Linked DNA regions of Homo sapiens: region 2 is linked to region 1. The links are chromatin loops, found by intact Hi-C in ENCODE. Cell type or tissue: PC-3. All regions are shown on one strand. Each heading gives the region's core, and the rest is flanking DNA. Links, peaks and the distances in the headings are about the cores only.

Region 1 (16,177 bases), core at 4,928-7,427:
CTGAAGGTTCTGGGCCATTAAGCATCCTGCCTGGATTGGGTTATAGTTTTTCACTGACCTTAATCACAGGGCATGGTAATATTAAGAGATCCTCTAAGGAATCTCCTGTGTTTCAGACATATTCTTCCTTACCTTCATTATGGAGTAGTAGTTCAATTTTCCATTGGTATTCAGGCTCAATCACACCAGCCAACACCATGAGTCCCTTCTTTGCCTGCTGATTAAGATGCTTGAGGGGACCAAAGTGGCTGGGCAACAGTCTTAATTTCCAAGTCAATGGAGTTGTTGTTATGTCTTCTGGTAGAAGCATTCCTGCCTTTGGAACTAAGGCCTCTAGGTCAGCAAGGCATAAGGTCATGGGAGCAGGAAACAAAAATCTTGCTAGTGGGTTACTAGGGGTAATAATGAGCGATTCCACTCTCATTTGTACCCCTAGATTTTTGGAACTGTGAATCTTGGCTATGGGAGCACAGCATCATATATTGGATGCTGATTCAGAGCATATAGACCCTTCTGGAGGAACCTGCCCTAACCTTAAAAGTATTGTTACCAAGTTGATTCTGTAACTGAGTCTTGAAAAGGCCATTCCACTGTTCTTTCAAGCCAGCTGCTTTAGGATAGTGAAGAATATGGTAAGACCAGTGAATTCCATGACCATGGACTCACTGCTATACCTCTTTTGCTGTGAAGTGAGTTCCTTGATCAAAAATAATGCTGTGTGGAATAATATGATGGTGGATAAAGCATTCTGTAAGTCCATGAATGATAGTTTTTGCAGGAGGTATTGGTCCCTGCTGCTATCAGATTGGGCACTCAGCAGTGACTGTAGCCAGGTACGCCTTGGTGAGTGGGAGTCCATGTTGCTGAGCCCATCGATTACCTCCATCACAGCCATCATGACCACTTTCTTCATAAACCCATTGGTGATGATGGAAGTGGCTGAGTAAAGAGCCTGACTGCTATCTACAGAACAGATCATACTGTCCACTTGATTATTAAAATCTTCCTCTGTTGAGGTAACCCTTTGGTGAGCATTTACATGGGGAACAAAATCTTCACTTTTTTGCCCATTCAGAGAGGTCTATCCATATATTTCTTTCCCAAATTTCCCTGTCATAAATTTTCTAATCATGTTCCTTTCAAGTCCCTGACCATCCAGCCAAACCATTGGCTATAGCTCATGAATTAGTATATAATCTCATGTCCAGCCATTTCTCCTTTCAAGCTAGTGAACAACTAGGTACACTACTCAACATTCTGCCCACTGAGAGGATTTTCCTTCACCACTCTCCTTAAGGGACATCCTAAAATGAACTGTAATGTGGCAGCTGTTTACTCTTGGGTGGTGCCTGTATATTGTGTCAAACTGTCTGTAAACCAGGCCTGAGTCTTCCCTTCTTGTGTCAACTGATAATAGAGAACTCCTCATAAGGCCATAGGTACAGGCTGGGAGACAGAAGACGGCGTAGCAGGAGAGGGAACCATGGATATTTGGGCCACTTCTTCATTTAACTTACATTTGTCCTCAGAACCTGCTCAGGCCTTATCACGTATATATCACTTTTATTTGATGATGAAGTGACCCCCAACTTTATAGCTTGGTGTGTCAGAAAACACCAAGTTCATGATGTGCAGCTCAGGTTGCATGGTAACTTTCTGTCCCATGTTCAAGCATTCAGTCTCTACTAAGGCCCAGTAGCGGGCTAAGAGCTGTTTCTCAAAAGGGGATTAGTTAACCACAGAGGATGGCAAAATCCTAAGGGCCTGCGCTGTGATTCACTTCTAGGGGACTGCCAAAGGCACCAAACAACCTCCGTATCTGCTACTGACACTTGAAGCATCATTGGTTCGGCTGGGTGATGTAGCTCAAGCGACAGAGAAGCTTGCACAGCAGCCTGGATCTTATTCTGGGCCCCACTCAAAACTAGCAGGTTTACAGGTCACTTGGTAAATAAGATGGAGTAACACACTCAAATGAGAACTATGTTGTCTTCAAAATCTAAAGAGGTCCACTCAGCATTGTGCTTCTTTCATTGTAGGAAAGGCCAAATGTAGCAACTTATCCTTCACCTTGGAAAGGATATCTTGAAAGGCTTCACACCACTGGACTCCAAGAAATTTTACTGAGGTGGAAGGTCCTTGAACTTCTGTCAGATTTATTACCCACTCTCTGGCACACAAATGTCTTACCAATAAGCCTAGAATAGTTGCTACTTTTTGTTCACTGGGTCCAAGCAGCAGAATATCATCAATGTAATGAATTAGTGTGATAGCTCGTGGAAGGGAAAAGTGATCAAAATCCCTCTGAACTATATTATGACATAGGGGTGAACAGTTGATATACTCTGAAGTTGGACCAAGAAGTTGTATTGCTGGCCTTGCCAGATAAAAGCGAACTGCTTCTGGTGGGCCTTATGTACAGGGATGGAGAAAAAGACATATGCCAGACTAATACATTTATACTATGTATATATCAAGGGATGTGTTAATTTGCTTAAACAATGACACTATATCTAGTACAGCAGCTGCAAGAGGTTTACAGTAATACACTGTCATATGAAGATCCATCTGTCTTCTGCATAGGCCAAATGGGCAAGCTGAAAGAGGATATGGTGGGAATCACCATCACCATTTTTCAAGTGCTTAATGGTGGCACTAATCTCTGCAATCTTGCCAGGAATGTGCTATTACTTTTGGTTTACTATTTTCTGAAGTAGAGGCAATTCTAGTGGTATTCACTTGGCCTTTTCCACCGTAATGGCTCACACTCTATAGGTCTGGAAGCCACTGTGATAATTCTGCCAGCTGTTGAGTATATCTATTCCAATTATGCATTCTGGAGCTGGAAAAATAAACACAAGATGGGTTTGAAGACACACTAGACCAACTGTGAGACAGATCTGAGCTAAAACTTCTTTGATCACCTGACCTCCATAACCCCCTACTGTGACTAGTGGACCACATTGATATTTTGGAATTATTTTCACTTCAGAGCCAGTGTCTTGTAGTCCCTCAAATATCTGATTATTTTCTTTCCCCCAAATGCACAATTACCTTGGTAAAAGGTCATAGGCCCCATTGGGGAAGGCTGGGATAAAGATTAACAGAATAAATTTTTTCAGTGTATCAGGGTCCTTCCTCTAGGAGACCTGGTTTCCCCTTCATTCAAGGGGTTCTGGGTAGGTAAACTGGCTAAAGTCAGAAAATTGATTGACTATCTGTTTTTATGATTCAGGTTAGACTTTGGCTCACTTTACCTAGAAATTTTCTGCTCATCCAGATTAAGTAAGAATTTAGTAGGCTTCCTAACTACTTCACTTTTAGGGACTCCGTGATTAAGTAGTTAATACCATAGGTCTGCACAAGTCAGATCATTCTGATGCTGCTTTGACTCTGTTGTCCCTTATGGTAACCATGCCCACCTTGTCTTTGGCAGTTGAGTGCTGCACTTGGCCCCTGCCACACCAGAATCTAGGTACTCCCATAGCATTTAGGTTTCCCAATTCAGTCACTGCAGTTTTCACTGTAAGGTCTGGCCTACAGAGAAGAGCAACCACAGAATTCTTCAAGAATGCTGAGACTCCCCTCACAAATTTATGTGAATGATATGTCTTCTGGACCTTTCAAGGATAAATGAGAAGACCTTAAATGACAAATCCACTGAAACATCCCAATCTCTAAACTTTTGAATCTTTCCTCTACATTAAACTCTACATCAAACTAAGGTAGGTCTGGCATTTTCAATTTGCCACTGGAGGCCTTTTGGTCCTTCTTTCAGCTATTCACCCAAACAATTACAGTATTTTCTAACTCCATAAGCTGCAACATTAAATGCAGAATCTCTAGTTAGTGAGCCCATATCGACAAATTTGGCCTGATTCAACTTTATGTTCCAGGTACCATTATCCCAAATTCTTAATATCCATTCCCACATATGTTCCCTGGATTTCTGTCTGTTGACAGAAAACTCAAATAGTTCTTCTGGAGTATAGTATACCTCCTCATGGTTTGTACCTCACTTTTAGGGGCCTGCTGGGGCTTGAATCTACTTATCAGTGTAGAAGCAAAAAGGAGTGGTGGGAGTAAGTTCTGAGAAGACTCAGCATTGTCCTGCACAGCAACTGCCTCAGGGGAGGCCGTTACACTTTTCCCAGGCAATGCAGGGTTAATCCTCTCAGACAAGGGTAGAGAAGTCGCTACCACTGGGGGTACAGAGGCCTACTTAACTGGCAAAGAAGTGTCATAATTTAGGAGCTCTATGTCCCTAGCTTCGTTATGGGCTTCCCACATATCCCCACTCCAAAATTCAGGACCTCATCTCTTCCCAATAAATGCCTTCACTTTATCAGTAGACAATCTACAAAGCTGGAAGTTTAACTTTCATTGTAATTCAGCCAGTTTCAGGTTGAAACTCTGGATTTGATTTTCAGCAATCTCAGTCCTATGGATACAGGAGATAAAGGTCTCCTTCAGGGCACATATAGAAGCTTTCAGATCATTTATGTGGCACTTGACCTGGGAATTTGAATCCCTGAGCTCATTCTTTTCTTTCTCTATTGTATCTAGCAACATCAGGAGCAGCCAGACAATCTCATTACATTTGTTGGTTTGCAAAAAAATGTTTGGGTGTATCATATACAAATCATCCAGATCTTTGTTTCTTATAAGTGGTTGATTAGGAGTATTCAATATGATATTTTGCTTTTATCTATTGCCAGATCACACCATGGACCATCAGTGCTCTCTTTACTACTGAAAATAAAGTCATTAGTGTCTTTTTAGATTAAGACTTTTTTATTGTATAATGTAAGCTGTGCAACATGATATTTTGATATACGTATACATAGTGAGGCAATTGTTACTTTTAAGCAAATTAACATAACAGTCATCTCATATAATTACCTTTCTTTTTCTTTCTTCTTTATTTTTTTTGTAGTAAGAGTACCTAAAACCTATTCTCTTAACAAATTTCCAGTACACAATACAATATTATTAACTATAGTAACTATAGACCCCATGCTACACATTAGATCTCTAGATTTATTCATCCTATATAACCACACCTTTGTACCTTTTGACCTTCATCTCCCCACACCCCAACAACTGTTTCTATTCATTCAACTTTTTTTTTTAGATTCCACATATAAGTCAGATCATGCAGTGTTTTTCTTTCTCTGTCTGGTTTATTTCACTTAGCATAATGTCCTCTAGGTTCTCCATGTTGTCGCAATTGACAGGATCTCCCTTTTTAATGCTGAATAATATTCGATTGTATATGTACACCACAATTTCCTTATCCATTCGTCAACAATAGTCTGAAGTCCAGAAAAGACTGATGTTGCAGTTCAAATAGTCAGGCAAGAGGAGCCCCCTCTTACTCATGGGAGGCTTATGGGAGGGTAAGCCATTTTGATCTATACAGGCCTTCAAATGATTGAATGAAGGCCACCCATACTGGAGAGGGCACTCTACTTTACTCATTCTGCCAATTCAATTGTTAATGTCATCCAGAAATATCCTTATGGAAACACATAGAATAATGTTTGACCAAATATCTGGGCATCCCACGGCCCAGTCAAGTTGACACATAAAATTAACCACCACGATTTATGTATAGCAATATAAAGCAGCAAATAGATATTTTTTCTGGAGATCTGGTTGTTAAACATTTACCAGAACACCACTGGATGGAGAACAAGTATTTGGCTTCTGATAAGTTTATCCTGGTGGTAGGCAGGGTTTCTACCTCTAAAGCAGATGCTTCTCTTTGCTCTGGATCTTAGGAAAAATAAAACACCTCATATCTAGACACACTGGCAACCCCTTTGTCATTTTACTTACAGTCAGAGAACAAGAACCTGCTGACACCTTATATCAATTAGGTGCCATATGCCTGTCAGTCAGTTGGTGAAAAAAACTGTCTTGTCCCTAGCTCTATTGATTGCAATCTTTTATAGAGCACTCCAGTTTAATGGAGATGGTAGCTGATATTTAGTCATTTTGTACCTATTTCACCCTTCCTTTCTTCTTCCTCTGCTTGACACAAATTTACCCTTGTACCTGACAAGACAAATAGCTTGGAAACATGAGTTGTCACTTGAACTTGAACGTAAAGATTTTAGGCTGGTATTCAAATATTGAGTGAACATGTTATACCCTAAGCATTCTTAGGAGTATGGAGCATCTTATTCATTTTTATATTCCCCTAAAGGGTCAGGCTCATTGCCTGAATGTAGTAAGTATTCAATATATATTCGCTAAATAAATGAGACCTCAAGGTGCATATGATTTGCCTACTGTCCAATGTCCTTTACCATGCTTATCTTGGCTTGCTCATGGTACATATTTTCTTTGATTTTAATTCCATGAAGACAAAACTTGTTGTCTCATATTCACCAAAATATTTCCTCACTGAGCACAGATTCCGGCATAGAGCAAAAGTAGCTGGAAAAAATTTTATTGAGGAAATGAATGAACAAATAAACTTTGGGCAAGTTATTTAATCTCCCTGAACTCTTGTTTCCTAATATGGAAAGTAGCATTACTAATCCCATTGTGCAAATATATGTATAAAGTTCCTAGAACGTTGCTTGGCACATAGCAGGTAATCAATAAATGTTCATTTTCTTCCTTTCTTGTTCCCTTTGCCTCATCCTGACGATGTACCTGGATGCATATCCTATACCCATTTTCCATAATGACTTTGTTCTAGCAAGCAACCTAGTAAACCAAGCTATCAAGTGTCTGTTAATGGCCAATATCAATTTAATTCTCAGGGAATTTACAGATGAAAAACCTTCAAGATTCAAAGCTGTAAGTTGGAAAGAAAGGCTTTTCAGACCCCATGAGCAAAGTTAGAGGAAATATTTTGGGCTGAGGCATGATGCTTCTTAGAGTGTACAGTGTTCCAGCATGCTTTCCCTTATTCACAAATGTAACTCTGTCACAGCTATTTTCTTTCTCAGGAGTGACCCCTGAAGATCTTTAGCACATAAGACCATGGGTTATGAGTTTTTTGGCTCGCCCACTCTAGGAAGTAAGAATGTTCAGAATTTTCACACTCTTAAAGCCAAGGTTTCAACTTCATATTGGACCAATTAAGACTTTCATGAATGAGCCTAACTCATTCAAGATAACTTTTGAGAAATTCATCTATTCATCTGCCTCTCATCTTAGATGTAGATTCTAGTTTTAGTTGTACCAAAGCTTATCTTGAGGCAATCCTGCAACTTCTCTATGCAGTTCTCTCTCCATAAAGCAGATTTGTAAATATGAATCAAGAGAGAATTGGATAAAGAAAATGTGATGCTTTCACACAGTGGAATACTGAACTGCAGTTAAAAGGAATGATCTAGATCTCAAAACGATGAATGAAGAAAGCAAGATGCATACTGTATGATATCTTTGAAACAAATTAAAACACACAAAAATAATACTACATATTTTCACATATGTAGAAGTATCAAAATGTTCTGTAAGAAAATTCAGAAACCAATAACACTTTTTACCTTTGGGGGGAAAATGAAGGCACAAGAAGGTTTCTTGGATTGGGAGAAAGTTGCCAGCTTTATCTGTAGTGTTCTATTCCGAATTAAAAATATTTTTATCTAGTTTTCTAAAATCAAGAACATTCTATTTTTCTTTAAAAGGGACAGTTAGACTAAGTAGTCTCCAAGGTTCCTTTGAAATCTAAAATTCTGTGGCTTTGCAGCCGGGTGTAGTGGCTCATGCCTCTAATCCCAGCACTTTGGGATGCCAAGGTGGGTAGATTGCTTGAGGTCAGGAGTTCGAGACCAGCCTGACCAACAAGGTGAAACACTGTCTCTATTAAAAATACAAAAATTAGCCAGGCATGGTGGTGGGCACCTGTAATCCCAGATACATGGGAGGCTGAGGCAGGTTAATCACTTGAACCCAGGAGGCAGAGGTTGCAGTGAGCCGAGATCACACCACTGCACTCCAGCCTGGATGACAGAGTGAGACTCCATCTCAAAAATAATAATAATAATTCTATGGCTTTAAGATACAAGGAGAAATTCAGTAGTGAAAGGTTGCAACAGTATCTCAAAATTCTCTTGAGATGGAGATGCACACTTCTCTGGGATAAATAGATCACGTTAAAATGGCCCCAAGACAGGGAGATAAAGAAGACAATCTCCAGGAGCCCACTTTGGGTAAATTTTTTTCTTGGGAGATCAGAGCAGACCACCTTTATTTCAACCCCGTGTGTCTATGAAAACAAGCAAAGATGTTCTCTTCAGCTCTCTTAAATGAATGATTGCTTTCTGGGATCCTGCATGAGCTATGTCTGGGCATCAGTGGAGGATCAGAAGTGCTTGGTTACCAGATGGCCTACTACAGAGAGATCGAATTGTCTCAGATATTTCCCACCATGGCATACTTCCATCTTTTGACAGAAAAATCAAGGAAAAATGTTTTCTCTGCAGAAATTCCTCGTGCGACTTACTTTTCTTTTATGCTAACTGCTGCTGCTAGTAGAAACTGCTCTAAGCAGAACTGCTTTATCTTTGATGGGTAGGCAAGGGCTTGTCTGAAATTAAAAGACCCAGACATCCGATTGCCACTGAATGAGGTAAAAGAGACAGAAAAATTGATCAGAAACTACTCTTTTACTCCCACCAGTTGTCTGTCTCTTTCCTCTTTCCTTCCTTGTGTCTCTATCTCTTCTAGGTCAGCAATGCAGGGCTGTTAGAGACCTTCAGTCCTGGAGATGCTCCCTTTCCCCTCTATACCAATTGCATTTGTTATACTCATTCCTGCCGGTACCACAGTGGTCATGCCAGTGGCTAGATGCATTTGGAATTCTTTCCCATTTTCCTCTGGGCCTACATCTAGCCCCTCCTTCAAGAAGCCTTCCCTGACCACCTCAGTACACAGTGACTGCTCTTTTCCCTGTACTCTTATGACTTATTAGCTGAACCATACAGATTAATCTCTCATCATTTAGATAATGTTAACCTTCTTTCTCTATCATCCTATTTCATAAACAGGGCTGAGATTTAGACGAATGGGGGACAGTGGCCAAAGGCAATGGTCCATCAAGGCTCAGATGTTCATACAATCCTTCACCACCATTTTTTTCTCCCACTTAGAGTGAAAATGTTAGGTTAACGTTTGGGTGGAGGACACCATGAGCAAATGAGCAAAGTAGATAGATGAATCAATTTGATAAAGAAAAGCCCTTTAGGGCTCCTGCACATCATTTTCTAAAAACCTGGCAGCAATCTATCACACCTAGGTCTATTCATCAAATAAATAATTTGATAGGTTTTTTTAAAAAAATGAATTTAGCTGCTGACTGGATATGCTACCTTTGTCATAGCCTGGAAATCTCTCTACTGGGCAATATAGAGATTTTTTCAAAAGCTTATAAATACCAAGCCCATTTTTCCTAATACACAGGAGCCCAAAAAGATCCCTAGGGTTTCAGGCTATCTAATAAATAATCTACATCTTTTGTTTCTGAAAAGAAGAAATCAATCAGCCCAGCTGGCTTCTTAGATTAGCTTTCTAACTCAGAGAGAATTTATCATCACTCTTATTACTGTACTTAGCTTGGATGTCAGACTCAATTTAGGGTTCAGCACTGAGAATCACAAGTCACAGATCAGCTAACTGTGACATTAATCAAATGAATCCAGTATATGAGGGATAGAGCCAGTATGATCCTTTGGCAAGTAGAGACTTTCCCAAGTTACTACCTTGCACATTCAAAAAAATAATTTGTGCTTGGGCACAGGGTAAGACTAGAAAATGGTGGGAAGGAGGGCTTACAAAAGCATGGAAACTTTTGAAGGTGATGGATATTTCTATTTATCTTGATTGTGGTGATGGTTTCACAGGTGCATACATATGTCAAAACATATCAAGTTGCACACTTTAAATATTTTTACTGCATTTCAATTATATCTCAAGAAAGCAGCTTTAAGCATTTGAAGATATACATTTTTTAAAATTGCATTTACTCATTGAGAAAAATTATCATATGGCATAATTTCTACCTTAACCCCAGTGGCTAAGATAACTGACTGTGGAGTTAGACAGACCTATGGCTGTCACTTACTAGCTGAATTTCTTTGAGGTTTTTATCCTCTTTAAATCTTATTCTCCCATCTGAAATATGGGAATTGTTTTTTAAAACATTATTATTATTATTATTATTATTATTATTTTGAGACTGAGTCTGGCTCTGTTGCCCAGGCTAGAGTGCAGTGGCACGATCTCAGCTCACTGTAACTTCTGACTCCCGGGCTCAGGCAATTCTCCTGCCTCAGCCTCGTGAGTAGCTGGGATTACAGGCACCTGCCACCACACTAAGCTGATTTTTGTATTTTTAGTAGAGACAGGGTTTCACTGTGTTGGCCAGGCTTGTCTCAAACTCCTGACCTCAAGTGATTCATCACCTTGGCCAAAGTGCTGGGATTACAGGTGTGTGCCCAGCCTTTAAAATTATTATTATTATTATTTATTATACTTTAAGTTCTAGGGTACATGTGCACAACGTGCAGGTTTGATACATAGGTATACATGTGCCATGTTGGTTTGCTGTACCCATCAACTCATCATTTACATTAGGTATTTCTCCTAATGCTATCCCTCCCCCAGCCCCCCACCCCCTGACAGGCCCCGGCGTGTGATGTTCCATGCCCTGTGTCCAAGTGATCTCATTGTTCAGTTCCTGCCTATGAGTGAGAAAATGCGGTGTTTGGTTTTCTGTCCTTGTGATAGTTTGCTGAGAATGATGGTTTCCAGCTTCATCCATGTCCCTGCAAAGGACATGAACTCATCCTTCTTTACGGCTGCATAGTATTCCATGGTGTATATGTGCCACATTTTCTTAATCCAGTCTATCACTGATGGACATTTGGGTTGGTTCCCAGTCTTTGCTATTGTGAATAGTGCCACAATAAACATATGTGTGCATGTGTCTTTATAGTAGCATGATTTATAATCCTTTGGATATATACCCAGTAATGGGATCACTGGATCAAATGGTATTTCTAGTTATAGATCCTTAAGGAATCGCCACACTGTCTTCCACAATGGTTGAACCAATTTACACTCCCACCAACAGTGTAAAAGCATTCCTATTTCTCCACATCCTCTCCAGCATCTGTGGTTTCCTGACTTTTTAATGATTGCCATTCTAACTGGTGTGAGATTGTATCTCATTGCGGTTTTGATTTGCATTTCTCTGGTGACCAGTGATGATGAGCATTTTTTCATGTGTCTGTTGGCTGCATAGATGTCTTCTTTTGAAAAGTGTCTGTTTGTATCCTTTGCCCACTTTTTGATGGGGTTGTTTGTTTTTTTCTGGTAAATTTGTTTGAGTTCTTTGTAGATTCTGGCTATTAGCCCTTTGTCAGATGGGTAGATGGCAAAATTTTTCTCCCATTCTGTGCCGTGCCTGTTCACTCTGATGGTAGTTTCTTTTGCTGTGCAGAAGCTCTTTAGTTTAATTAGATCTCATTTGTCTATTTTGGCTTTTGTTGCCATTGCTTTTGGTGTTTTAGTCATGAAGTCCTTGCCCATGCCTATGTCCTGAATGGTATTGCCTAGGTTTTCTTCTAGGGTTTTTATGGTTTTAGGACTAACATTTAAACCTTTAATCCATCTTGAATTAATTTTTGTATAAAGTGTAAGTAAGGGATCCAGTTTCAGCTTTCTACATATGGCTAGTCAGTTTTCCCAGCACCATTTATTAAATAGGGAATCCTTTCCCCATTTCTTGTTTTTGTCAGGTTTGTCAAAGATCAGATGGTTGTAGATGTGTAGTATTATTTCTGAGGCCTCTGTTCTGTTCCGTTTGTCTATATATCTGTTTTGGTACCATTACCATGCTGTTTTGGATACCGTAGCCTTGTAGTATAGTTTGAAGTCAGGTAGTGTGATGCCTCCAGCTTTGTTCTTTTGGCTTAGGATTGTCTTGGCAATGCGGGCTCTTTTTTGGTTCCATATGAAGTTTAAAGTAGTTTTTTCCAATTCTGTGAAGAAAGTCATTGGTAGCTTGATGGGGATGGCATTGAATCTATAAATTACTTTGGGCAGTATGGCCATTTTCATGATACTGATTCTTCCTATCCATGAGCATGGAATATTCTTCCATTTGTTTGTGTCCTCTTTTATTTCCTTGAGCAGTGGTTTGTAGTTCTCCTTGAAGAGGTCCTTCACATCCCTTGTATGTTGGATTCCTAGGTATTTTATTCTCTTTTTAGCCATTGTGAATGGGAGTTCACTCACGATTTGGCTATCTGTTTGTCTGTTAATGGTGTACAGGAATGCTTGTAAATTTTGCACACTGATTTTGTATCCTGAGACTTTGCTGAAGTTGCTTATCAGCTTAAGGAGATTTTGGGCTGAGACGATGGGGTTTTCTAAATATACAATCATGTCATCTCCAAACAGGGATGATTTGACTTCCTCATTTCCTAACTGAATACCCTTTATTTCTTTCTCTTGCCTGATTGCTAATTGAATACCCTTTATTTCCTAATTGAATACCCTTTATTTCTTTCTCTTGCCTGATTGCCCTGGCCAGAACTTCCAACACTATGTTGAATAAGAGTGGTGAGAGAGGGCATCCTTGTCTTGTGCCAGTTTTCAAAGGGAATACTTCTAGTTTCTGCCCATTCTGTATGATATTGGCTGTGAGTTTGTCATAAATAGCTCTTATTATTTTGAGATACATTCCATCAATACCCAGTTTATTGAGAGTTTTTAGTACGAATGGCTCTTGAATTTTGTCAAAGGCCTTTTCTGCATCTACTGAGATAATCATGTGGTTTTAGTCATTGGTTCTGAAGATGTGATGGATTATGTTTATTGATTTGCGTATGTTGAACCACCCTTGCATCCTAGGGATGAAGCCAACTTGATTTTGGTAGATAAGCTTTTTGATATGCTGCTGGATTCGGTTTGCCAGTATTTTATTGCGGATTTTCACATCGATGTTCATCAGGTATATTGGTCTAAAATTCTCTTTTTTTGTGTGTCTCTGCCAGGCTTTGGTATCAGGATGATGCTGGCCTCATAAAACGAGTTAGGGAGGATACCCTCTTTTTCTATTGATTGGAATAGTTTCAGAAGGAATGGTACCAGCTCCTCTTTGTACCTCTGGTAGAATTCGGCTGTGAATCCATCTGGTCCTGGACTTTTTTTGGTTTGGTAGGCTATGAATTATTGCCTCAATTTCAGAACCTGTTATTGGTCTATTCAGAGATTCAACTTCTTCCTAGTTTAGTTCTGGGAACCTGTATGTGTCCAGGAAATTATCCATTTCTTCTAGATTTTCTAGTTTATTTGCATAGAGGTATTTTATATATATTTTATAGTATTCTCTGATGGTAGTTTGTATTTCTGTGGGATGGGTGGTGATATCCCCTTTATCATTTTTTATTGCATCTATTTGATTCTTCTCTCTTTTCTTCTTTATTAGTCTTGCTAGCGGTCTATCAATTTTGTTGATTTTTTCAAAAATCCAGCTCCTGGATTCATTGATTTTTTTGAAGGTTTTTTTTTTGTGTGTCTCTATCTCTTTCACTTCTGCTCTGATCTTAGTTATTTCTTGCCTTCTGCTAGCTTTTGCATTTGTTTGCTCTTGCTTCTCTAGTTCTTTTAATTGTGATGTTAGGATGTCCATTTTAGATCTTTCCTGCTTTCTCTTGTGGGCATTTAGTGCTATAAATTTCCCTCTACACACTGCTTTAAATGTGTCCCAGAGATTCTGGTACATTGTGTCTTTGTTCTCATTGGTTTCAAAGAACATCTTTATTTCTGCCTTCATTTCCTTATTTACCCAGTAGTCATTCAGGAGCAGGTTGTTCAGTTTCCATGTAGTTGTGTGGTTTTGAGTGAGTTTCTTAATCCTGAGTTCTAATTTGATTGCACTGTGGTCTGAGAGACAGTTTGTTGTGATTTCTGGTCTTTTACCTTTGCTGAGGAGTGCTTTACTTTCAATTATGTGGTCAATTTTAGAATAAGTGCGATGTGGTGCTGAGAAGAATGTATATTCTGTTGATTTGGGGTGGAGAGTTCTGTAGATTTCTGTTAGGTCTGCTTGTTGCAGAGCTGAGTTCAGGCCCTGGATATCCTTGTTAACCTTCCGTCTCTTTGGTGTCTAATATTGACAGTGGGGTGTTAAAGTCTCTCATTATTATTGTGTGGGAGTCTAAGTCTCTTTGTAGGTCTCTAAGGACTTGCTTTATGAATCTGGGTGCTCCTGTATTGGGTGCATATATATTTAGGATAGTTAGCTCTTCCTGTTGAATTGACCCTTTTACCATTATGTAATGGCCTTGTCTCTTTTGATCTTTGTTGGTTTAAAGTCTGTTTTATCAGAGACTAGGATTGCAACCCCTGCTTTTTTTGTTTTGTTTTGTTTTGTTTTGTTTGCTTTCCATTGGCTTGGTAGATCTTCCTCCATCCCTTTATTTTAGCCTATGTGACTCTTTGCATGTGAGATGGGTCTCCTGAATACAGCACACTGATGGGTCTTGGCTCTATGCAATTTGCCAGTCTGTGTCTTTTAATTGGGACATTTAGCCCATTTACATTTAAGGTTAATATTATTATGTGTGAATTTGATCCTGTCATTATGATATTAGCTGGTTATTTTGTCCGTTAATTGATGCAGTTTCTTCTTAGCATCGATGCTCTTTACAATTTGGCATATTTTTGCAGTGGCTGGTACCGGTTGTTTCTTTCTATGTTTAGTGCTTCCTTCAGGAGCTCTTGTAAGGCAGGCCTGGTAGTGACAAAACCTCTCAGCATTTGCTTGTCTGTAAAGGACTTTATTTCTCCTTCACTTATGAAGCTTAGTTTGGCTGGATATGAAATTCTGGGTTGAAAATTCTTTTCTTTAAGAATGTTGAATATTGGGCCCCACTCTCTTCTGGCTTGTAGGGTTTCTGACGAGAGATCTGCTGTTAGTCTGATGGGCTTTCCCTTGTGTGTAACTCGACCTTTCTCTCTGGTTGCCCTTAACACTTTTCAACCTTGGTGAATCTGACAATTATATGTCTTGGGGTTGCTCTTCTCAAGGAGTATCTTTGTGGTGTTCTCTGGATTTCCTGAATTTGAATGTTGGCCGGCCTTGCTAGGTTGGGGGAAGTTCTCCTGGATAATATCCTGAAGAGTGTTTGCCAACTTGGTTCCATTGTTCCCATCACTTTTAGGTACACCAATCAAACATAGATTTGGTCTTTTCACGTTGTCCCATATTTCTTGGAGGCTTTGTTCATTTCTTTTTACTCTTTTGTCTCTAACCTTGTCTGCTTGCTTTATTTCATTAATTTGGTCTTCAATCACTGATACCCCTTCTTCCACTTGATCGAATCGGATATTGAAGCTTGTGCATGCGTCACGAAGTTCTCATGCCATGGTTTTCAGCTCCATCAGGTCATTTAAGGTCTTCTCTACACTGTTTATTCTAGTTAGCCATTTGTCTAATCTTTTTTCAAAGTTTTTAGCTTCCTTGCAATGGGTTCAAACATCCTCCTTTAGCTCAGAGTAGTTTGTTATTACTGACCTTCTGAATCCTACTTCTGTCAACTCATCGAAGTCATTCTCTGTCCAGCTCTGTTCTGTTGCTGGCTAGGAGCTGCAATCCTTTGGAGGAGAAGAGGCACTCTGATTTTTAGAATTTTCAGCTTTTCTGCTCTGGTCTCTCCCCATCTTTGTGGTTTTATCTACCTTTGGTCTTTGATCCTGATGACCTCAGTTTGAAATGCAGAAATCATCCATCTTCTGTGTCAATCATGCTGGGAGCTGCAGACCAGAGCTGTTCCTAATTAGCCATCTAAAATTATTTTTAATTTTTAATTGATACATAATAGTTGGACATATTTATTTATATGTATGTTTATGGGGTACATGTGATATTTTGATATATGTATACAATGTCTAATAATAAAATCAAGGCAATTGGGATATCTACCACCTCAAACTTATCATTTCTTTATGTTGGGAATGCTGTATATATTCTCTTCCAGCTATTTAAAAATATATAGTCATACTTCAGTATATGTGAAGGGTTGGTTCCAGGACCCTTGTATTCCAAAATCCAAACATCCTTCTGTCTGCAGTCAGCCCTGCCAAACCCACAGATACAAAAAGTCAGCCCTCTGTATCCACGGATTCTCAAATACTGTACAGTTGA
Region 2 (16,177 bases), core at 4,468-6,967, 74 kb before region 1:
GGAGTTCAAGACCGGCCTGGCCAGCATGGCGAAACCCCGTCTCTACTAAAAATAAATAAATAAATAAATAAATTAATTAAAAAAAAAAAAAAAAAAAAACCAAAAATTTTCTGGGTGTGGTGGTGCACGCCTGTAGTCCCAACTACTATGGAGGCTGAGGCAGGAGAATCGATTGAACCCAGGAGTCGGAGGTTGCAGTAAGCTGAGATTGTGCCACGGCACTCCAGCCTGGGTGACAGAGAGAGCCTCCGTCTCAAAAATAAATAAATAAATAAATAAATAAATTAATTAATTAATTTTTTAAGTGTGTCCTTGTGAAATATGAAACTATGCTTAGATAAGTTCACTATTGAAAGTAAAATAGACACTCCAAAACTTGTGCATCTTCAAAAATGCATCCTAGTGACGATGGATGCACGATGTGAATGTACTTAATTCCACTGAACTGTAAACTTACAGGTGGTTAAAATGTGAAATTTTATATTAGGTATATCTTACCACAATAAAAAGTCCACTTCAATGTACACAGGAATGGACCCTGGAAACAATGTTGGAATCTCTGATGCTTAATCAAGAGAACAAGAAGAAATAAAACCCTGTGGCACATTCAGATTAGTGGGATGAGAGTTGAGAAAGATACGAAAATATAGTAGCATAAAGATATTGTGTAAAAACAATGATAAGAAATTATGGAATAAAGAACACAAGGGACAAAATTTCTGGACAGCAAAAGGACTAAAAGAAAGAGGAAAAAATAATGAGAAGGTTAATGAGGATTGGAGGGCAGTTAATGTAGAATCCAAAAGTGATCATATGACAAGCAGATCCCCATGAGAGTGAGAAAGTCATCACATTGGTTGTCAAATGCAACGGTAACTAAAACTGGCAAATGAAGATCATATGAGCAAGTGGAGTCAAGCCATACAACAGAAGGTGACCTACCAACACAAAAATTGATGAAATATTGCAGTGAAATTGTTTGCAAATAAATGCATTCTCAATTTTAAAGAGAACGGGGGGCCTAAAATTGTAAAGTTGATCTCATATTCAGTGGGGTGAGGACTGTAAACTTTAGTTGTATTCTGCAATTATCTATTTTTTAAAAACTATTTTATTCCCATTAACCATTCTGTCACTTGGAAGCAATTCATGTTCTACAAATATCTGTGATTTTTTTTCTCACAGTATTATAACAATTTATGTAAAGTGAAAAAACACTGAAACAATAATATACATCTTTAATGGAAATATATACATATATCAAAGTGTAGATACGGCAGACTGCTTAACACGATAACTGATACTTCACATCAACAGCAGGGCTGTGGGAGAGAGGGAGGGATAAGAGAAGGATGGGCCTTTACTATATCTATTACCTGCCATTTTACTGCACAGAATTAGACCATATACCACGAGTCCTCCATGTGTAAAAATAAAAATGAATAATTATAGCCGCTAATAGTAAATTTTTTTTTGATACACAGTCTCACTCTATCGCCCAGGCTGGAGTGCCATGGCATGATCTCGACTTATTGCAACCTCTGCCTCCCAGGTTCAAGCGATTCTCGTGTCTCAGCCTCTGGAGTAGCTGGGATTACATGCACCTGCCACCACGCCCAGCTAATTTTTGTATTTTTAGTAGAGACTGGGTTTCACCATGTTGGCCAGGCTGGTCTCGAACTCTTGACCTCAGATGATCTGCCAGCCTTGGCCTCCCAAAGTGCTGGGATTACAGGCGTGAGCCACCACACCCCGCCCAGCTAATAGTTATTGACTGCTACTGTATGCTCGGTATTTCGCTGTGCGTAAGTATATTACCTATTTTATTTTATCTTTACACTTCTCCAGGGAGGTGAGCACAACACCAGGCTTATTGAAATAACTTAAAGCAGGTAAATGGCAAAAATAAAATAAGGGGACTCATGGGTGGGCCTAACCATTTACCACTTCCTCCAGTATAGCCCTTTCGATCTCCATGTTGCTCTTTTTCATTTTTTATCCCATTCCAGGTTGCCCTGGTATTTGTTTTTTGCCTCATTTCTAAGGCGTGGTAGTTTTATTTTTGCCTGAGAAAAAGGGACCAGATAAACACACAATGACGTTTGCCTCAGAGCCTGATCCATGAAGGAATGGCACTGCCAGTTGCCCTTCAGCTGGCAGGCACCCCTCAGCTGCTTTGACTCCAGGTAGCATGGAAAAGAGATGGAAATGGACATCAAAGCACTTCTGGTGCCATGCACTGAATGTTAGCTTTTCTTATTTCCCACAATCCCCTATGAAGTGAAGAAACTATTTTCATCTCTATTTTATAAATGAGAAAACTAATGCCCTGAAAATAGGAGTGAGTTTCTTTAGGTCATACAGCTAGTGGGTTAAAATTCTATCCTCAGTTGCTCTGGCTCCATAGTCCCTGCTTTTTCCGTGGTATCATGCTGCTTCCTTAAAGGGCTAAGTTAGCCTTGTTAGGAGGCTCTCCCAAACTGTCTGATAAGTTGGCATAGAACTACACCTGTTTGATTGTAAATCTTCCCTAACTGGAAATCAAAGCCTCACCTGTGACCTGCTTGAACTGACCTCCCTCAAAGACGTGGAACCTAACATTTTGGAGGTCATACCATAGCAGATCCTGCTTCAGCCTTTCATTGACCTACAAACCTTGAGTATGACTTCATCTTTCAAATGTGTTTTTTAGCCTTCTCGCTAAGGGGCTGCCAGGGATTCAGTTGTGCCAACAATTACCAGCATCCAGGCAGCGACCCTCCTGTAATCACTGCCCACTATGTCCCCAGTATATAGGATAGGATCCTTTGTTATGTGCTCTCACAGAGCACTGTTCTTTCAGAGTACATATCTTAGTAGGTAATTATGTATTCATTAAAGTGATCATTTACTCTATATCCACCACCAGCTTGTAAGCTCCATGAAAGCAGGGTCGGTGTCTGTCTTCTGTATCGCAAACACTCCGAACAGTGCTCAGTAAGCATTTGTTAAATGCATGAATGCTTTTCCACCAAAGAATCAGATGGTTACTTATCTGGCCATAAAGAAAATACAAAAAGGTTGTCTGTGCCTCGGATAAATGGGCCTAGCTGTGAGGCCTGCCCAACCATTTGTTTGTTAGGGGGCTAAATGGTAGAAAAATGCTGATTCTTGCTCTGCTGCTCCAGACTTTGGAGGCTTTAAGCTTCCCTGAAAGCAGACATGAGCTCAGCTTACCTCTTTCTGGTGGTATTTGATTGCCACCTTCAACTTGGCCAGGTCATGGTACTTCTGAGGGTCAAGCTCTTCACTGTGGTCATCTCGATGGTTGAGGATGATCTCCAGTTCCCTGGAGCTCCGAGCTTGGTCCAGCAGGTCTTTGGCAAAGAGCTTGCACTGCTGAGAGAGCTCCTCATACTCGGCCTTGAACTCATTCTCCACCTTGCTGAGCTCCTTGAGCTCCCAGCCCAGACGGAAGGCAGTTAGGATGGGGTCCTCACTTGATAAGGCAATGAGTGAGGGGCTTGCCAGAGCCTTATAGATGTTCAGTCGGGAGCGAGAGTGGCGCAGGCTGTCTACCTCTGAACTAGACACACACTCCACACAGTTGCAGCGGATCTGGTGGGGCCGTGGGATAGTGACCCGTTTTTGGACAAGCAATTTGATGATTTCGTAGTTGTTGGTGTGGGCAGCCAGCATGATGGGAGTGATGTCCGGTGTGAATTCAGAGAACTGCGTGTCCATCATCAGAGTGGGGACCTAGGTACAAGAAATGAGAAGAATAGAAGGGCAGGATTAAAGTTTGGAGAGAGAAGCATAGGGCCTATAAAATGCTGGCGATTCAGGAATTAGAGTCTCCATTCTTGTTTCAATTCTTTTGACCTCCTAAACCTCCTTCCTTATAGCTAATGTTTGTGGGATGCTTATTGTGTGCCAGGCACTATTCTAAGCACATTACATGTCTTTACTCATTTAATCTCCACAACAACCTTGTGAGGTAAATATTCTTCCCATATGAAGAAGCTGAGACAGAGGGAGATTAAAGAACACACCTAAGGTTACAAAGTTTTTAGTCAGCAGAGCCAGGATTCAAACCCAAGCAAGACTCTAGAGCCAAGCTCTAGAGTCAAATTGTCAATTATGCAATGACAACATGCCCATTTCTGTCTGAGACATACTGGAGAATACAGAGAAGTAAAGGACATTTTTCCTGACCTCCTGGAGAATTACTTGGGTAGAGCAAACTTTCATAAAACTGGTAACAGTACATAGTATTATCTGCTCAGTTCCAAATGAGCAGTAGAGACTATATATATAACTTCAGGGGACCAAAGCCCAAGGCCAGACAGGGTTCGTCCAACTTCCTGTAGGTCCCAGGAAGGTAAAGATGATTCGTTAGGGTCAGGAAGAAGTACTCTGAAAATGAAGACTTCTCGGCTTGGGGAGGGGATACTGATAGCAACAGTACCATTGATAAAACTGCTATGTCCATGATGTAATGTTTAGTGTAAATAGCAGCTATAGGTGAAAGATGGGGGCTTCTTTGGGTATTCAGGAGCACTTCCGGGTGAGTGTGCAGAACCTGATCAATGAATTAAAAAATCTTTCGACTTTAAAATGTCTCTTGCCAGGCACAGTGGCTCACGCCTGTAATCCCAGCACTTTGGGAGGCCGAGGCGAGCGGATCATGAGGTCAAGAGATAGAGACCATCCTGGCTAACACGGTGAAACCCCGTCTCTACTAAAAATACAAAAAATTAGCCGGGCATGGTGGCGGGCGCCTGTAGTCCCAGCTACGTGGGAGCCTGAGGCAGGAGAATGGCATGAACCCAGGAGGCAGAGCTGGCAGTGAGCCGAGATCACGCCACTGCACTCCAGCCTGGGCAACAGAGCAAGACTCAGTCTCAAAAAAAAAAAAAAAAAAAAGTCTCTTTTGGGACCCAGTCTTTTCTCAGTCCAGTAGGGAAACTGAGGCAGCTTGCTAGACTCACAGAAGAGTTTAAGTGTGGTAGGATCTAGAGCTAGAGAAGGGGAGGGCTGGAATAGTCAACAGAGGCAACAGAGGCTTTAAGAGGTGGAGCCGAGTATTCAAAACATGTCTAGGATTCCAGAAAATTGGGAAATATTGATTTTTATTACACTTTAGGAAAAAAAAGTTCCAAATGTTCATTTTAACTGGGTAGGACAGACCATGGATAATTGGGAGTCTCATCGAATAGACAAATCATGGGATTTTTGTTTTGTTTTAGATTTTTTTATCTCTGTAAATGTAAGCAGAGAGACAAATCGTGTTTTAATCAATAGGTTCTTTTTACTCTCAAAACTCCTTTAAAAAATAAAACAACAACCCACAGTTACTGGCGAACTGACAAAGGGATGAGTTAACTGTTTTTCAACATCATTGCCTCCCTCCCACCTTGCACGCAGGATTCTCAAACAGGGAAGTGGCCAGAAAACATACAGTAGGAGAAAGGTGGAGGAGGAGGAGTTTGCAAGAAACCTGTTTCCTTCACTGAGTGCTTGCATCAGCCTCTGAATAGTTGAAAGATGACTGCATAATGGTCATTAATGGCTAGGATGGAGCAGCGAGTAAACACTGTTAAACATTTAGAGGGAGCAGCTACAAACAAGACAGCAGGAAGTGAGCAACTGGCTCATAAAGTAAATTGGACACAGGAAAGAGTAATCTCAGAAATTAACATAAGCTTACAGGCTAAGGAAGAAGTAGGTCTGAGTGGGTCTGGAAATGAACATAAACACTATCAGCATAAAGCCTAGAGTTGGGAGAGATGGGGAAGTGAGAAATTTGTCACAGTCTGCCCAGGAAGAAGCGAGCTCAGATGAGAAATCTGCCCTTTCTCCAGGCAGAGGCATTCCTCATCTCTGTCAGGGTCTAAAAGTGTTGAGCAGAAGGGAAGAGAGGCTAACCTGTAGCACAGGATTCCCTGGGTTCGATTATGGGTATGGGTCTGCTTCCTACCATGCTATTCCTCTTTCCTCGCTCTCTTTCTCTCTCTCTCTCTCTCTCCCCGCCACTTCCTTATTCTTTCTACTTTTCTTACTCTTTTCCTTTCTTTTCTTCTAAGGCAGTGCTGCCAGTCCTGTCCAATACACACAGCAGTACCCGTGAATAGTGTTTAGCCCCACTTGTATGATAGAGCCAAAAGGTTGTTGTTGTCTATGCCTAGAATATGAAATGCTTTCTGAAACTACTCGATTATATTGTCTAACAAGGAACTTTATTATTCTCCATTCGGCTTCCTGAGTACCTAACACCAGAGAGGAAACCTTTTAAAAAGAAAACTGGTCTACAGTGACCAACCTTGCCCTCCCGCCCAGACTGCTTTTTCTCCTCCTATCAGTGTTGTCACTCACAGGTTGCTTTCTGTGTGTATATCCTTGTGGATCCCCTGTGTGGAATGGTCTCTCGCCCCATTTCTCTGCCACTCAGGGGCCATTGCAAGTTCTGGCTTCTTCAATAGCTCCTCCTCTTAACTTTGAGCTTATCTCTTGCTGCCCGCTCAAATACTGTGGGCACAAGGTTACATGCAAGAAAATCACTTTTCTGATGCTGTCTTACATTATTCTCAAATTACTTCACACACGTACTTTTTGCCTCCTTGATAAGGTTATGAGCTCTTTGAAGGCAGAGTTGTCCTGGTCTGCTCTTGTTTCCCCTATGGCATCTAGCACAGTGCTAGACACACAGCAGGCACTCAGCAAAAATAAATTAAATTTCCTGTTTTCACATTAAGGAATTGACTCTCTTGGGCCAGGCGTGGTGGCTCATGCCTGTAATCCCAACACTTTGGGAGGCTGAGGTGAGAGGATCATCTGAGCCCAGGAGTTCAAGACCAGCCTGGGCAACATAGTGAGACTCTGTCTCTAAAAAACAAACAAACAAACAAACAAAAACATTATATTAGCTAGGTGTGATGGCAAGCACCTGTAGTCCCAGCTAGTAGGGAGGTTAAGATGGGAGGATTGCTTGAGCCTGGGAGGTCGAGGCTGCAGTGAGCTGTGATCATGCCACTGCACTCCATCCAGCCTGGGCAACAGAGTGATACCCTGTCTCCAATAAAAAAGTAAAGAAAAGAAAAGAGAAATTGACTCTATTGTTTATAAACCTGACTCCCACAATTTGGGTCAATATGAGCTAATTTCCTTGGACCTCTCCTTCCCATGTCCAGCTGAGAAGGCAGACATCCCAAGACTCCAAGAAGGGTTAGATGATTAGCTCTGCAGGGAACTACTACGAGGTCTCACAAACTTGGGACATTTCTGCCTGTATTTTTCACAATTCTATTGCTTCAAAGTGGGGACTGATCCATAGACTACGGGTTTCTTTTTATTCCTTCTACCCCTTCTGCTTTGTCCTCCTTCATCATCTTGCTGTTTTTATTCCTTCCCAGGCTGTGCAGAGACCACGGACTATCATCAGGACAGCCAAAGTAAAGGAAGAGAAAGTTCTATAATGAGGGTTAGAAGATTCTGATAATAATCTATCTAAAATGCAGGCCAAACAGGTAACAGAAATCAGGACCAGGTGTAGGTGTATACGCATAATTTGGGCGAGTGAATGATAGAAACTGGTAAACTGCAGAGACCCTCTCAAAGGGGGCAGCTACTACTCAGCTCCTGTAAATTGTCATAAACACAAGTGAGGAGCAGTGTTATAAATTTTTGAAAAGAAGCCGGAAACATGGATTTGGGGGTAGAAGCTCTTAAAGTTATAAACGTTGGCTCAAAAATTTTAAAGACAGTGTGCAGGCCAAGCAAAATACATATGTGAAACAAATTTGGCTCCAGTGAACCAGTTTGTGACCTTCGTGCTAGCACATAAGTTGTGAGACTAAAAAGAGATGGGAGAAGAAATTGGATATTTAGGCAAGGGCCAAATGATAAAAGGCCTCATATGCCATGCTAAGGAATTTATATGTTATCTGTTGACCACGGGGAACCACTGAGGGTTTTAATCAGGAGAGTGGCATAGTTGATTAGCTTGGCCACAGTGTGGGAAATGGGCAGTGGTAATCATGCTCATAAATGTTTAACAACCAGCTCTCCACAGGGGAGGAAAAAATATCCTGTTTTGTGTGTTTGCCAGTTTTTGTGGTGTAAATACTCCCACTGTGGCCAGTTTCATGCTACCAATATGACATCCTGGAACATGGAGTTGGGAAGAGGAGCAGATAACCCGCTCTCGCCAGCTGGTGCAAGCCAGCTCCAAGCACACCACCATGTGTTTCAGAATAAGACTAATTAAAAGATATCATCAGTTCAGGTGAATAGATGCAAGGATCTTAAATTAGATAGTGATTCTAGAGATAGATAAAAAATAACAAATTTAAGGCATTCATTGGATGTGTCAGGGAAGGCAGGGAGAAGAAATCAAGGGTATTGAGTCTCCATATTCCAATGCCTGGTTGAACAGTAGTGTCACTAATTGAGATAGTGCATACAGGAGCAGGTTTAAGGTTTTTAAAAGTTCAGTTTTGTGCTTGTTAACTTTGAAGTCCCTACTGGGAAAGCAGCAGGAAATTGTATAACTCCAGCATGAATCTTGAAGGAGAAGTCAGGGCTGAAAATATAGATGTGAGAGCCTTCAGCCAGCAATAGTAGTTGAAACCAAGAGTGGACAGGATCAGCCTCTGCCTGCCCTTGTTTCCTCACAAGTGGCTCCACCTATCTACTCCAAGGACTCTGTCCAGCCCCAGTTTCCAGGGCAACCAAGGCCTGAAATAAGAAGCACTCAGGAGGCCTGCCTCAGGTTCCATCATTCCAAATTCCTACTGTTGAGGCTTTTGCAATGGGACATTCTTGTTCTGTTAGTTTCTGAATTGCAGCTTCTTCTGCACCTGTGCCCTAGCTTTTAAAACAAGGCTTCACCCTTGTCTGAGTTTCTGGCCTAATATCCCAAGCCTCTTTAATGAAATGTGGCTGTGAAGAGATGAGGCTGCATCTTGAGCACCTTGATTAGATTGGGGGAGGACCCGGGGAGGAGGGAAGAGGCTGTAGACAAGGGAAAGAGGGGGCTTGTGGGTAGATCAGGGTGCCTGAAGAGATGAGGAGAGATGAGGTCCAGAGCAAAGGTTGGGGTGAGGTGGAGGTTGATCTTAGTCTGGAATAAGGATGCCTTATCCTCAGAGACTGGAGGAAAAAAGGTGAGTTGAATGGAGGTGTTAGTAGTTTGTTATTGAAGAGGGCTGGAAGCTGAAGTATTTCCCATCTAAAAATGCAGTTTTCTCATTGAAATGGGAGGTGAGATCAGATGCTTTGAGTGAGGGAGGAGAAGTTGGCAGGGTGTGTGGGGAGAGTTCAATGTATGGAAGATTTGCTAAGGGGAAAGAAAGAGGAAGACAAAGGAAAGTAAAAGGATGGCCTAGCAGTCCTGAAGTCTTGGGTAAATTAGCAGCTGTAAATTTATAATGGCAGTGATGCACAGAAGAATGTGGCTTTTTTTTTTCTCTCTAGCAGCTTTGACAGTCCAGATGTGGGGATGGAAAATTCAGGTTTTGGATAGATTCAGGATTGTGGTTTTGCCAGACGTGAGAAGAAGTTGAGGATGAAGTAGTTCAGGTGATTGCACTTGAAGACCAGATCAGATAGGTAAGGGCTAAAAGTCTGGGAGGAAATGGAGACATTGAGGGACTTGAGGTCTCTTTGAAGTGAAAAGACAGAGTAGGCAAACTGGGAGGATGGGAGACTGTGGACAGAGAGTAGGGTGCTAGTAGATATGATGTCCACAGTGGAGCAGTGCTGAATGGTGACCAGCTGTGGGTTGGTCATGGGCACAGTGGGCTGAAGTAGAGTGAATGTGGAGGTCAGTGGAGTGGGGAGGTCAAGGAGCTGATGGGTCAGGATGCTGGCTGCATTGTCCACATGGGTGGGTGCTGAAGTTGTCCAGAGTGATGACACGTATTGGGCTGAAGAGGACAGCTGTGATCTAGGGGCCAAGATAATCAGAGTACTTTGGATAGCGACTAAATCAGCAGATGATCAGGAGATGGAAAGAGGAGTGACTGTGTCCACACTATTTTGAGGAGGGCTTCTGAGAGGTGAAGCCAGCTGTACTTCCTGGGTCTAGTGGGGACTTGGAGAACTTTTCTATCTTATAAGAGGTTTGTAAAATCCACCAATCAGTGCTCTGTAAAAATGCACCAATCGGAACTCTGTAGCTAGCTAGAGGTTTGTAAAATGGACCAATCAGCAGTCTGTAAAATGGACCAATCAGCAGGACATAGGTGGGGACAAATAAGGGAATAAAAGCTGGCCACCCCAGCCAGCAGCGGCAACCCGCTCGGGTCCCCTTCCATGCTGTGGAAGCTTTGTTCTTTCACTTCTTCACAATAAATTATGCTGCTGCTCACTCTTTAGGTCTGTGCCATCTTTTAGAGCTGTAACACTCAACGCAAAGCTCCACGGCTCCATTATTGAAGTCAGTGAGACCATGAACTCACCAGAAGGAATGAATTCCAGACACACTTTCACAGTGCAATTTAAGAATATCTTGCTTGGCTTTGTCATTTACTAGCCTTTTTGTATCTCAATTCCCTTGCCTATACAATGGGAAAATGACAGCAGCTGGGCAAAATTATAAGGATTAAATGAGATTGTGTGTGTATTTTCTACATAGGGTTTAGAACAGAGTTGTCCAATCTTTTGGCTTCCCTGGCCCACATTGAAAGAAGAAGAATTGCCTTGGGCCACACATAAAATACACTAACACTAATGATAACTGATGAGCTACAAAAAAATCACCCAAAAAAATCTCATAATGTTTTAAGAAAGTTTATGAATTTGTGTTGGGCCACATTCAAAGCTGTCTTGGGCCACATGTGGCCTGCAGGTCGCAGGTTTGATAAGTTTGTTTTAGAACATACTAGGTTCTCAACAAACATGGTTCCTATCATTATAACAACAAATGTATTACAAAAGTGGCCAGGTGCTGTGGCTCAGGCCTGTAGTCCCAGCACTTTGGGAGGCCTAGGTGGGCAGATCACTTGAGGTCAGGAGTTCGAGACCAGCCTGGCCAACATGGTGAAACCCCATCTCTACTAAAAATACAAAAATTAGCTGGACATGGTGGTGCGCACCTGTAATCCCATCTACTCGGGAGGCTGAGGCAGGAGAATCACTTGAACCCGGGAGATGGAGGTTGCAGTGAGTGAAGATCGCACCACTACACTCCAGCCTGGGTGACAGAGCGAGACTCTGTCTCAACAAAACAACAAAAAAAATGTATCTTAATCAAAAGCAAACTCCCCAGCACAGTAATGGTTTAGTCTTCACCTGGGCAAAACTGTGACATATGGAAACCGTAAGAGCACCCCCCTTCAATTCTATTTTGTGTACTTTTTAATGTTCTACCTAACTTAATACAAGTTAACCCAGTGCTGTCTTGCAAGCCTCCTGTGCAGGCTTAATCAGTACTGCCTTTTATGGATTGTTCTTATATTTTAGGTTAGGTTTACTAAATTGTATCAGTTTCCCATCCAGGTCCCTGGACTTCTGGGTCCCTTTAGGTGACTGGTCTGCTATTCTTTGAAAAAAAAAATCCATACAAGTTACTAATATTGATAACAATATCTGGAGCTGTCCTGAGCGGGGGGTATTTACATTTTAACTGGTGGCACCTAGAAAGAACACCTTGGCATTAGCCAAAAAAAATGAGAATTTCAAGGAGGACTAGGCTGGTAGGGACTTAAGTTTGGTGAAGGTCTTTCTCAGGCCTCACAATCCACTGTACAGCTTGATTCCTACTCCACTTTCAGATAGAGTGGATTCTGCTACTACTGGTGGCTCTGTACATAAGGTTTCTCCTAGTAGCTATTAAGAAAAATTGTGAAAGACTTTGGATCATGAAAAAACATAAACTAGAGGTCCTGTCTAGTATATTTTCTGGATTATCCATGCCTTTGATTCTCTTTGACTTAATTTAAAACTCTATAAATTGTAATGCAACTATTTCTTATTGGGTGGAATATAATTGATTATTGCCTTGTGGATATAGACTACTTTGTATCCATTTGTGAGTTTATTTCTATGTTTCCAATAGCCTGTATCATGGGAGAGCAAACTTCTTCTGTAAAAAGCCAGACAGTAATTGATACTCTGTGGACCATACAACAAATTACATTACAATGTCGTTTCATTACAATGAAATGAAACTTTCATTTTCATTGTAAAATGAAAGCAGCCATAAGTGTAAGTGAATGGGTATGGCTGTGCTCCAATAAATTTTATTTATAAAAACAGTTGACAGGCCAGATTTGGACTGAAGGCCATAGTTTGCAGACTCTTGGCCTACCTACTGGTTCCCTCATTAATTAATGAGTTGAATAAAATCTTTGTCATGTTTACTTTAAATTTGTATGAAGATTACGATTTAACATTTTTTTTTTTTGAAATTATCTTTTAACAGCCATTTTGTGTTCAGATTGAGGTCAGGTGAAAAATTCAATTTGATTATTTATTATCAAATTTCGCCTTCTCTTTAAACTCCAAAATCATACTGAAAGATCTTGGACTTTCTGTTTAAAATCATGTTTTTTAAAAGGAAAAATAAAGATAGGGGGAGGTGAGGAAGAGGGAAGGAAATCAATAGGCCAAGAATTTAGATTTGGCTTATATTATCTATAACTGTACTTCTAAAGAAACCTGGTACATCAACCAACTCGATTGAATTTTAAAATTTGCAATGATGTGGGCTAAGGACATGGCCACTAAAGAAGTTACACTGTCTTGCCTTTCCCTGGGACTTTTCATTCAGGCCATAATGAGTTTGCTACTGGATCTGTCCAAGGATTCCTTGTAGAAAAGCTAGGATCCTGTTCAAGGATCCTTCTGGATGAATGAGCATAGGACAGAGCCACTCAGCTCAGAGCTCATCACATAAAACACTTGCAATGCAGCGAATAGATTGAGCTACAGTCAGCTTCTCTGTATTTTCAGCTAAATTCTATTGCCAGAGGACAGCCTAGAGGATAGATCATACTCCTTTTTCCCCACTGTCAGAAATGGCTAAAGCTTTTACAAGGTTATTCACCAAGGGCTCAAATGATACATTCATTTCCATTAACCTCATCACTGGACACAATCTGCTAATTGGAGTTTTTCTGAACCCTATCGTTACCCTTGGTGGAGTTTATCACAGGCTTCTGAAATTAAATCCCCCATTTGTAATTAATGGCCAGACCCTTATCAGGAGCCGCCTCATTCATACACACAATGTTGTCTGCTCACAGACCCAACCTCTCCAACTGGCACTTCCTCACACAGCTGGTCTGATAGCATCATGTTGAAAATGAACCTCCTGTCTTATGCCTGGATTTAGTGAAATTGTAATCCCTCTTTTTTCACCTTCTGTGTTCTCCTCCCTCCATCCTAACATGCCAGATAAAATCAGTGTTCAGCAGTCCAAGGAACGTGTGGAAATGAAATTTCATTTCTCTGTATTACTCAGAAGTGAAAAACACCAGCATCTAATCAGTTCACATTACCAGCTTCCTGCTCTGCCTATCTATCAGGTTAGTTAGCTAGTAGTGGTGATGTATGTGTTACTTTGGAGCAACCATTGGCATGAGATGGAAAAGTATCTGTTTCTCAGAATCTGGTAAAAACAGAAGCATCAGAGTTAGGATTTGCTGGATGATCTCAGCTTTCAAGGCCAAGGTGTATATAATTTAGATTGGAAGACTGAAATGGACAACATTTACTTGGGGATAATGTCACAGAACCCACTGGCCTTTAAAAATGTCAATATTGATACATACAGATCAATTATATATATAAAACAATAGCCAGGATTAGCCTAAGCAGCAGGGATAAAAGTAATACTAATGGCTACTGGAGGTTGAGCACTTTCCATATGCCAGGCACAAGCACAATGCTGGAGTATTTTATTTAGTCCTCACTATAGCTCTATGCTATAGGCATAATAATTACTCCCATTTTATATCTGAGGAACTCAGTCATAGAGAAGCTAAGTGTCTTGGCCCAGGTCACATAGCTAGGACGTAGAGAGCCCAGAGCTTGACCCCAGGCAGTTTGGTACCAAAGCCTCCCGTACTGTTAACCACTATACAGCTCCACCCCTAACCAGCAAAAGGCCAACAATTTGATTTATTATATCAATAAACAAATGTTAAAATCACATCACAACACTGAATATACAGACATATCTTAAGTACATATTGCAGGTTTTGTTGGATGTTAATTAACCTAATGTTCTACCTTAAACCAGACAAACATTACATAACATTGTTTAACGTTTGGCAGCCCACAAAACTATTCTTGAGTTTTCATCACATAGAGGCCCTGAAGTTTTCAAAAGATAGGAGCTAAATCTATGAGAAAAAAAATTCATGACTAATTCCATAGGTTATGAAAGTTTGTAATTTGTGAGTTTTAGTTTGATAAAACCTGGAAAGGCATTTTTGTCACAGTTTAATGAAGCATTCCATATATTTTCTTCATAAAATATGGGTTCTAATGAGTGATGGGAACCACTGATTCCAAAAGTAAGGTCCACCCTGGGATGGATATTAGAAACAAACAAACAAACAAAAAACCAAAAAAGGTAAAAGGCTCCAAGGTAGGAAGGGAATACAGAGTGGCCGGCCTTTGGAGAGACAGCCCTCCCTGAAGGCATTTTGCATGCAGTTGAGATCTGACGTTTTCCAGGAAATTGTGAAAATGATGTGATGAATCAAAAAATGAGTCAATCAGCAGATGTGGGTTATTATTGAGATGGGAAAAATGTAAGAAGCAAAGGTCTAATCAACGCGTCCCTAGCATTGCACAGAGGAAGGAAGCCGTACTCTACCAGGGTGTCCAGTTAGCTTTGTAGGTGGCCCTACTGTGGAGCTTGATACAAATAGCTTTCTAGGACAGCCATAATAGTTCTTGGTTCACTTTGTATAAATCAATGTGTGATTTTTAAATTAAATTTCTCTTGTAGATTGCTGTCCTGGAAAGAGGATGGTGACAAGCTGATTTAGAGTTTTCCACATCACTGCTTATCACATGACTAGTGTGAGATTGGATATCATGATAAAGGTTTCTGGACAGGGCTGAGAACCCAGATATAGAGACAGTATCATTGGAGGGCCAGGGTAACCAGATTACTAGTAAGTATATTATAGGACTCAATATAAATAAACACTTCTTATTTTATATTTTTTCTAATGGGTACTGATATTGATAAGAGCACATTTGCCAGCAAAACAAAATCAGAATGAATAAAGAAGAGGAGTTGAGACCTTGGGTGACAAAAATGAACTCAGTTGGGTCTAAGAGTGCAAAAGAAAAGTTACAAAAGGGCAGTTCTGACCTTCACTCACAAAAGCAGTGTGGGCTGCGCCTGAATAAAGAAAAAGGCCTGAAAGTAGCCTCACGGTAAGGAGAGGCCTTTAAAAAAAAAAAAGAGGTAAAAAGGAAACCAGATCAGAAATCTAGAAGCAAAATTCATGTTACATAACATCAAAAGCATTCCCTTTCCCCACCATGATTTTCATTCCATGCTCCGTATACCTGTCAAATGCTGTTTGTTTGGTTGCTTTGTTCATATGTAGCCATCTGACTGTAAGGTTACATGATACAATTGGAGGATAAGGGTTGAAAGAAGAGATTTTGTCACATTCATTAAACAATTATTGAGTCTCACATTCTTTCTCTCAGTTATCCACACCTGAGGCAGGCCAGGCAGCTGACGCTGGTCTCCAGAGGTAGAATACTGTTGCTGACCTGTTGGCAGTTGCCCTAAATGTAAGCATAGTCCTCCAGAGCAGCAGGAGTTAATTCCTCTTCCTGTGGCTATCCTTGATCTTTTCAGGAAATAAACATTAAAGGGTCCTTTACTATCTTTCAAACCTCTGATAGTGGAAAAGCATCTGCAGGGTTAAATTTTGCATTTTCAGCCTTGCTGATTGCTGTCACATAGAGGCATTTATCATGTAGTTAGACAAAGCACAGGAGAAAGTAAGGGACAATTATGTAGGACAGTTCAGTTTCTCCAAGCTCAGATATAGGAGAAGAAATATGGGTTTATGATTTGAATTACCTATCCAGTTTAGTTTTCTGGAGTGAACACAGTAGCTTTCAATTTTTTTCCTTGACGACGACACAGGAAAAGATGTACCTAAACTGCAGCATGGAGAAGTTCAGGTGACCCAGAAATATAAGATCTAGTCCAATG

Evidence for each region. Hi-C counts contacts between places; a loop is a spot of excess contacts. Peaks named below come from ENCODE experiments on the same cell type or tissue, not always from the same donor. Only the 100,000 strongest peaks of a DNase experiment are listed, where the experiment ranks them.
Region 2: a loop joins it to region 1, with 24 times the contacts of the local background. A loop is called at or near these places in 1 of 110 quality-filtered maps.

The regions. Positions count from the first base shown.
Region 1 is chrX:111,982,427-111,998,603 of GRCh38, forward strand. All of the region lies in intron 1 of TRPC5 (transient receptor potential cation channel subfamily C member 5), which reads right to left. Among named protein-coding and RNA genes, the nearest start is that of TRPC5, 92 kb to the right of the region's middle. In PC-3, for the core only: no CTCF peak of the experiment used is centred there; no DNase peak of the experiment used is centred there.
Region 2 is chrX:111,909,075-111,925,251 of GRCh38, forward strand. TRPC5 (transient receptor potential cation channel subfamily C member 5) reads right to left here. Exons shown (of 11, transcript NM_012471.3): 3 at 3,217-3,738. Among named protein-coding and RNA genes, the nearest start is that of TRPC5OS, 41 kb to the left of the region's middle. RefSeq lists an enhancer at 3,473-3,972. In PC-3, for the core only: no CTCF peak of the experiment used is centred there; a DNase peak (open chromatin) is centred at 5,507; H3K27ac peaks cover 1,246 bases.